Regions from separate parts of the Mus musculus genome. Here regions 2 and 3 are each linked to region 1. The links are chromatin loops, found by intact Hi-C in ENCODE. Cell type or tissue: left cerebral cortex. All regions are shown on one strand.

What was found. Peaks named below come from ENCODE experiments on the same cell type or tissue, not always from the same donor. Only the 100,000 strongest peaks of a DNase experiment are listed, where the experiment ranks them.
Region 2: it touches region 1 in a loop (3-fold over the local background); 5 of 42 quality-filtered maps call a loop at or near these places.
Region 3: it touches region 1 in a loop (2.4-fold over the local background); 5 of 42 quality-filtered maps call a loop at or near these places.

Annotation. Positions count from the first base shown.
Region 1 is chr11:118,906,347-118,908,846 of GRCm38, reverse strand. The region is part of intron 1 of Rbfox3 (RNA binding protein, fox-1 homolog (C. elegans) 3); the gene reads left to right. Among named protein-coding and RNA genes, the nearest start is that of Rbfox3, 2.0 kb to the left of the region's middle. In left cerebral cortex, a CTCF peak has its summit at 1,355; DNase peaks (open chromatin) are centred at 328, 671, 1,530 and 2,363; H3K4me3 peaks cover 2,500 bases; H3K27ac peaks cover 2,500 bases.
Region 2 is chr11:118,737,741-118,740,240 of GRCm38, reverse strand. All of the region lies in intron 2 of Rbfox3 (RNA binding protein, fox-1 homolog (C. elegans) 3), which reads left to right. Among named protein-coding and RNA genes, the nearest start is that of Gm11750, 46 kb to the left of the region's middle. In left cerebral cortex, CTCF peaks have their summits at 56 (motif pointing right), 1,164 (motif pointing right), 1,725 (motif pointing left) and 2,236; DNase peaks (open chromatin) are centred at 92, 586, 1,146 and 1,701; H3K4me3 peaks cover 296 bases; H3K27ac peaks cover 1,531 bases.
Region 3 is chr11:118,855,053-118,857,552 of GRCm38, reverse strand. All of the region lies in intron 1 of Rbfox3 (RNA binding protein, fox-1 homolog (C. elegans) 3), which reads left to right. Among named protein-coding and RNA genes, the nearest start is that of Rbfox3, 53 kb to the left of the region's middle. In left cerebral cortex, no CTCF peak of the experiment used is centred here; a DNase peak (open chromatin) is centred at 1,054; H3K27ac peaks cover 1,742 bases.

The DNA.
Region 1 (2,500 bases):
GGGGCGCATCAGGGAGGCGGCCCCAACCCGCAGGGCTGGAAGCACGGCTGGCGACCCTGATGCGCTACGGCGTGCGACTCTCGCCATCCTCAGGCTCGGGAGGGCTGCTGGGGTCCAGGAGGAGGAGAGCCGGCCGAGGGGACTGACTGATGACCTCAAGGAGTTGTGGGAGGACTGAGGTCCTCCTCGGCTCTCTCGGGAGGACCAGAGCCCTCAGCATAGCGGCACGCGTGGAACAGGCGCGGGTGGCGCACAGGGCTCTCTAGTCCGCGAGCTGGGGGGCGCTCGGGGCCGAGTCTTCCCAGAGGCGTGAGCAAGGATCGGAGGTTACTGCTCGCTTTGGCACAGCTACAGGGCTGGGACAGCCCGGCTGGGAAAGCTTTGCTAAGGTGGCCTGCACAACCCTAGCCCAAACTTTCTGACTTGTGGCCCCGGGAGGTGGTGGGATTCTCCTGGGGCTGTCTTCTTCAGGAGAAAGGTGTCAGGGGGTGGCTTCAGGCCGGCGGTCCTCTGGGAGCTCCCTGATGAAGCTTCGCCCCTATCCATTGGCATGCAGCCCTTCAGTGTCCTGGCCACCCAGGTCCCGCACCCAGTCTGTACCCGGAGCAAGACGCGACCAGCACGGGGGGGGGGCATTGAGACCCTATTAGACAGCTGGAACAGACCCAGGATCTTGGGTCTTGCATGAGATTGGGGGTTGGTTGGCTGTTCACGAAGCTCACTGACGTCGGCTAGTGTGTGTGGGCTGCGAGGTGAGGAGGGTCCAGGATGGCCGAGCCACATCCCCGCTCCCCCTTTTGGATTCTGCTTTTCAGACGCACTCTAATTATTTAATGGTCACTTTTAAAAAGGACGCCGGTGGCGCCAGTAGTCTCTCGATGTGCGAGACACCCACAGTGGGAGCTATGGACAGGGACTGAGGGATCCTTTCTTCTTCTGGGCAAGTCCCTTCCTCCTCCGGCTGGAGGTGAAGTGCCTTCTGGTGCGCGCAGGGTCGTTAATTTTCTGTCACAAACGCCGGCTAAGCTGGGGACGCCTCGGGAGCGCATCGGGGAGTCTAGGGTCCAGAGCAGGTACGGGGCTAATGGAGTAGGGTCTCGGGTAATGAGGTCTTTCAGCAGAAATCAGCTTTGGTTTTACTGGTCTGCAAAAAATAATGAAAAAAAAAAGTACAAACATTATGGCAGACTGAGCTCATTAAGTGCGCATCGCGGATCAGGGCGGATGTCTTAATCAGGCTGCGCTGGTAACGGGGATATTACACTAATTAAAACCAGACCCTCCAGGTGAGCGACTACTGGGAAGGGAGAAAGTTGTAGAGAAGGCGCCTGCTGGTGGAAGAGAGGCGCTGGCGAGGTGGTCAGGGCCGCTGTAGGGTGGGCATGTGGGGCAGGGGGCGCCTTCTCAGAGCCAGCCCCTCGTCCCCCGCGGGCGAGGAGCTCCCCTGGGCCCAGAGGGAGGATCGAGCTGCCGCCTCCGCCCTCCCCGGGGACCAGAGGCCTCCCTGCGTGGGAGCTAAGCGCACTGCACACTCGGGGAAGCAGCGCTTAACCCCTACTTTCCCGGCTGGGCTTGGAGCTCTGGGAACACTGGGCTGTAGAGGGGAAGATGGGGGAACCCATAGGAGGCTAGGGAGGTGAGGCAGAGCTGAAGCGGGGCGCATCAGACCCCATTAGATGCTCCTAGGGAGGCAGCTGAGTGCCAGGGGAGGGTTGGCCAGGTCATACAGGCTGTTTGCCCCAAGCCCTGAGGATTTCTGGTATAGATCAACGTTTCCAACTGTCTGCCCGCCCTCCCACTCTCACTAATGAAAGAGAACCCTGACAATTACTCTGTACCATCCTTCTCGGAGGCCCAAACAACCAGATAGTCTTGGGTCTATAGGAAGAGCCCAGAGTCTAGGAAAGTCCCTATAGATCGGGCCTCTAGCAATGCTGTGCCTTCACCTTCGCTGCAAAGGCTCCACGACCTCAGGCAGAGCCGCAGCAGGCCTGGGTGAATTTACTGCCCTTCAGCAGGGACCAGACAGACGCTGGTCAGGAGCAAAGGCTGACCTGCCACGCAGCCGCACAGAGGGCGGCAGCACCAAGGACAGGGCTAGGGCCGAGCTGCAGCGTTTCACTCTTCTGCCACCTCTGCCTGTCTTGTGTCCTGTGGACACTGAGATCCGGGGCTTATTAGTCTTCATCCTGCTTGGAAGGTACAGGAGGAGTCCCCATGCCAACAGGGTCAGGGAGGTCCAGGCCAGAGCAGAGGTAATTACAGTAAGGAGGTCTCTTGGGCATCATTCCCCAGTGTGTGGTCTTGTGGCAGCCACGCAAGAGAGATGGAAGGGCTATTTGGTGTGTGGAGATGGACTAGGCTGGCAGAGAAGATGCAATTCGTAGTGCCTGGTCTTAGCTGAGCTGGCTCAACAGGGTCTGGTCTCCATTGTGCGCCCTTCTAGCTGGCATCCTGGTACCTGCCTGCTCCCTTGCTGTGTAGAAGCTAGAGGGGCCCT
Region 2 (2,500 bases), 170 kb after region 1:
GCAGGCAATTCTGACCCTGCCAGCTGTCTGGGCACCAGTCTGTGCCAGTTAATACCACCAGGTGGCGTTGTGTACCGTGCAACTGCACTGCTGGCTCAGTTCCCTTCTTGACATGACTCATCTTTGGTCTTCTAAGAAACAAGTTGAACAGAAGTAGGAGTGGGGGCATTGCAGGAGGAGTGACCCCAGTCTCCTTTACTGTTACCATGTAACTACGAACCCCAAATCCGTCTCATTAGAGATTCCAAGTGTTCACAGGAAAGTACCTTGGACTTGTTAATTTTTTCTGCTGCTCACATCAGATGCGGTGCACATTATATAATAAGTTTATGTTTGTGAGAAGGAACTGGGTTTTACTCGGAGAAGCTGGGTAAAGGATCCGTCAGCAGGTCCCCTGATGTGCTCACTAACAACTCCAAATAAGTTCCATAAGCTTAGCTCATATCTGGCTCATGGCACTGTGGATTGCTGGCCTCAATCTGGCCCGCTGTGACCACACTCCAGTGCCCAAGCTCATAAAGCAAACGCCTGGCAGCTGGTAGGCAGAGGAAAGTGTTCACCCCGCTTTCTGGTTCTGCAAACTTCCCTTAGAAGTAGAACACGCCCACTGCCACGTCATTGGCCAAAGCAAGTCACATGGCAGTCCCTGCCCTGAAATGGATGGGAAGGTTAGTCCGACTGTATCCCAGCAGAAGTGATGGGAAGATTAGCCTGGCTGCTAGCCACAAAACACCAGCTGGTTCATGGGTCCAGGTACCCGCAGGGAGTGGGGTCCTGGGCTCAGTTTAAGAATAAGAACAGCGATTGCTTCAATGTGGTCGCAGCCCTGTGATGGTCTGAGGGTTAAATGCCGCGCCCAGGGTCAAGATCAGGGTGCAGAGTGGGAATAGCAACCTCTTCAGCTGCTAAGCCATAAGCAGAGCTTTGACAGCCGCTGCCCACTGAGCACTGACTGGCCAACAGCTGCTCTTAAGGGGGTGGGAGAAATGACGTGATGGAGTGTCCATGTCCCATTTATCTCGGCCAAACTCTCATCCTGTCCTGACAAGGATTGCCACGACTCACAACAACTGCTGTTGCAGACTGAGGTGAAAATCAGAGGCAGCAAGCGGGAAGCCTGCTCCTCAGCGGCCTTGATGGGAGCACTGCTATGCAAAGAATCTTCCACCAGGGGGCAGCAGACATCCTCTGCAAACTGCTGCAAAAGAGCTTGGGATCCAGGAATCCAAAGCCCAGAGCTGGTCAGGCCAGGCTTCTATTACAGGTCGTGAATCTGAGATGCACAGCACGGTGTGGCACCTCAAATACTTGCATAATGATCGTCACGTGTCTCCATGTTCCTCAACTCCAACTCACATGCAAGCACGGTATATTGGCATGCGTATAGCCTTGTGTCTATTCCTATGTCAGCTCACACGGTGTGGTCAGTTAGAGTCAGATTAAAAGCAGCACCATGCATGGCTATCTTATTGGCAGTCTGGTTATAAACTTGAACCTTAACATGATACAAGGGGGCTATATATGACATCATAATTAACAAGAGGAAACCGAGGCCCAAGAAAGTTAAATCACCTCCAGGTCCCCCTCAGTCACAGGAGCCGGAGCCCTAGTCCATGTGTGCTGGGTCTAAATTGCTTCCTTTCTTCCCCTCCAGCATTTCTTCCAGACAGCTTGTTACCCAGGGTCAGGAGGTGAGGGTGAGAGGAGGGCGCTGTGGCGCCACCCAGTGGCTCTGCTGGGGAATGTGGATGTTAGGCTGGAGGCAGTGTAAAAGATCAAGGCTGGAGATTTGAAGACTGACGTCCACGAAAACCAACCAGGGCCAGTCTGAGAGATGAAGGGGGGAACTGATAGAAGAGTCACAGGCCACACACACACACACACACACACACACACACACCGCCCCCCCCATCCTTCACTGACCACCAAAGGGACGTGGAGGAGCCTACTGGGAGCATGAAGAGGAGGGGAGCAGGTAGTGTAATTGGCTGGAGATTATGAGGTCTGAAAATCTCCCTCCATGCTAGAAAAGAGGTGTCTCACCCTGGCATCTGAGTGAGAAGATGCCTCCCCGTGAGAAGCTTCTCTTTCCAGGGGTTCCTAACACTTCACACACACACACACACACACACACACACACCCTGTAGCTCCCCATTGCCTGGGTGCACCCTGAGCTAGCCCCTGCTGGTTAAAGGGGGCAATGCTGGAAGGATTGCCCCTAGAGGGCAAACTGACAAGTGTACCCTGCAAAGCCTTGGTAGTTCTCTACCCTCAGGCACTGCAGCAGGTAGAGAGGACGGGCCAATGAAAGTAGCAGCAAGACCACCCGACCACACAGCCCAGGCAAGAGTGTTTTAAGAATCCCACATGAACCCTGGTGTAGAGACATACATCTTTAGTCCTACCATTCAGGAGGTAGACACAGGCAGATCTCTGAGTCTGAGCCAGCCTGGGCTTCAGAGTGAATTCTGAGAGAGAGCTACATAGTAAGACCCTGTCT
Region 3 (2,500 bases), 51 kb after region 1:
GTGAGATCCCAACATGAGCTAAGGAAGTGGGGTGCTCCACCTAGCCCTGAGAGGCAAACCGGTGCTACAAGCCTTAAAGATAAGGAGCCATTTTGCTCGCACATACCCCACAATTCCTGGGGTCAGAACATCAGAAAGGTCCAAAGTTTAAGCCATAACCATGCTGGACACGAGTGCTTTGGGGTTGCAGGCCCGGTCCACAGGGATCCACTTAGACATTCTAGGGCGGGCGAGCAGACGTAAGTGACCTACCAGGATAATGCTAGGGACAGCGGGCACACTGGGTAGAAGCAGGACAAGACAGGCGAGAACCAGAGCTGTGGGGACTATGTGGCTCTTTTCCCTGGGACTGAATGACTAGGGGTGAGTGTATGAGGTGGGGAGAGCTACTTAAACTTCAGATGAGCAATGAAGAGATTTTGTTGTTGTTGTATATCAATGGGTGATAAAGTTTGCATGGGGCACACACAAAACAACACACCACCCTTGTTATTTTTTCTAAGTTCAAGTATAAAGGCATCAGTGTGTCCATTCACTGAAACAGCTGTGTCTACTTGAGAGAGAGAGAGAGAGAGCTCATTTTGTAATCAGTTCGCGCGTGTGTGTGTGTGTGTGTGTGTGTGTGTGAATACTTAGGTACCCAGGAAGGCCAGAAGTGGGTGTCAGATGCCCAGAGCTGAAGTGTTACAGGTGGCTGTAAGTTGCCTGATGTCAGTAGCACTAGGAACCAAACTCAGGTCCTCTACAAGAGCAGCCGCTGCCCCCTGAGCCATCTGCTCAGCCTCTCCACCCTCTACCCTAACCTCCAAGTCAGAGCCTCTCTCCAGAGACCATGGAGCTTGCCAAGTCCGTGAGCCTGACTAGCTAGCAAGCCCTAGGGCTCTGTCTCTGCTTCCCCAGCACTAGGCTTAGACCTTAGCTTTTCACATGTTGCCAGGGATCTGAACTTGGGCCCTCGGGCTTGCACAGCAAACTCTTTACTGGCCAAGTTGTCGGCACAGCTCCTTAGTCATCACCAAGTTCAACCACAGGAATAAGTCATCATGTGTTCACCTCACTGAGTCTTATAACAGGACTGTAATCAAGAGCCTCTCTTCCTCCCACCACAAACGTAACTCCCCCCGTCCGTTTCCTGGTGGGAAGTGCCCTCTTTACAACCAGCGCATATACAGTGTCAGGCATTGTGTGTTCTCTGGCACTTTCAGCTTTCTTAGAGAAAATCCTCAGAGTAGATTGCCAGGGCAGGGGATCTGCATTCCTTAAGTTTTCATTTAAAATGACACCTGGATTATTTAGAAAAAGTCAAGGATATTTATAGACATCTCTGCACGTCGGGGGATCCTCTATCTATAGCTACCGACATCAGGTATTATACCTTTGCAAGACATTTCTCAGGCGAAGTGTAGAAACCACCTCACCCTTTAACTTACATATGCCCAGCTCTGGGAACGCTCAGCGTCGTTTGCATTTTTTTTTTTTTTTTTTACCACTTGGATTTTTGTAGAAGCGGTTATTTGCATAATCTGTTTCTACAGAGTCTTATTTATTTCAGGGTGCTCTTTACATATAGGGGACAGTCATATTTTATTTGACACAGGGTAGGAATTGTTTCTAGCCAGTGTGATCAAGGCCATCTCGTGATCTTGGGGCATAGATCTGAACTCACGGGAGTGACTTTTGGAACCTCATGAGAATCATAGCCAGAGATCCTACAGGCCTATCTTTGCCTGCTGATCTTACCCTGAACTTTCTGGACCTGAAGAAACAGCATGTGACCCAGGAACCTGTGTTTTGTGGCGGTGCTAATGCTGCTGTAAGAATAATCTCCACACTTGCCCTCCTGCCCCATGTGCTTGTGGATGTGGTCATCAGGTTGTCCTATCCTGACTGTGACTTTGAGGTGGGAGGAGCTAAGGACAGATGGAAAGTTACAGAGTAGAAAGTAGACACATGTCTTCCGGGGAATGGGCAGAGACAGTCTGTTGCTGGCTAGCATTGCTCGGGAGAAGAGGGGATACCATCCTTCCTGGACATTCCAGGAAAGACCTGATGTGGTGGGTCACCATGTGTCTCTATGTGTCTCTAACCAGCCTCTCCATGGACGGGTCTTATTCGGAAATGGTCTTTTCAGATGTAGTCAGGTTAACGTGAGTTTGTACTGAATGAAGGTGGACCTAAACCCAGTTTATCTCAGAAGACACAGCAGACATTCAGAAGGGAGGCCAGGAGGTGGTGGAGGAATGATTTGTTTGGTCTGACAGGAGGCAGAGTGAAGGACCCAGGAGGCCAGAGGCCGCAGCCTCTGTGTGACACCCTTCAGAGCATTGTGTGGGGACAATTCCCAGAAACATAGGACCTCTTCTCTTTTTTGGTCTTAGCCATGATGGACTGTGGCCAAGGAGATAATAGAATCTCAGTGGGAGCAGAGGACAGGAGGCAGCTTGGGTCAAAGTTCCTGGCTCCCAAGAGCATCGCAGGATGGGGCTCTAGGTCTACTGAA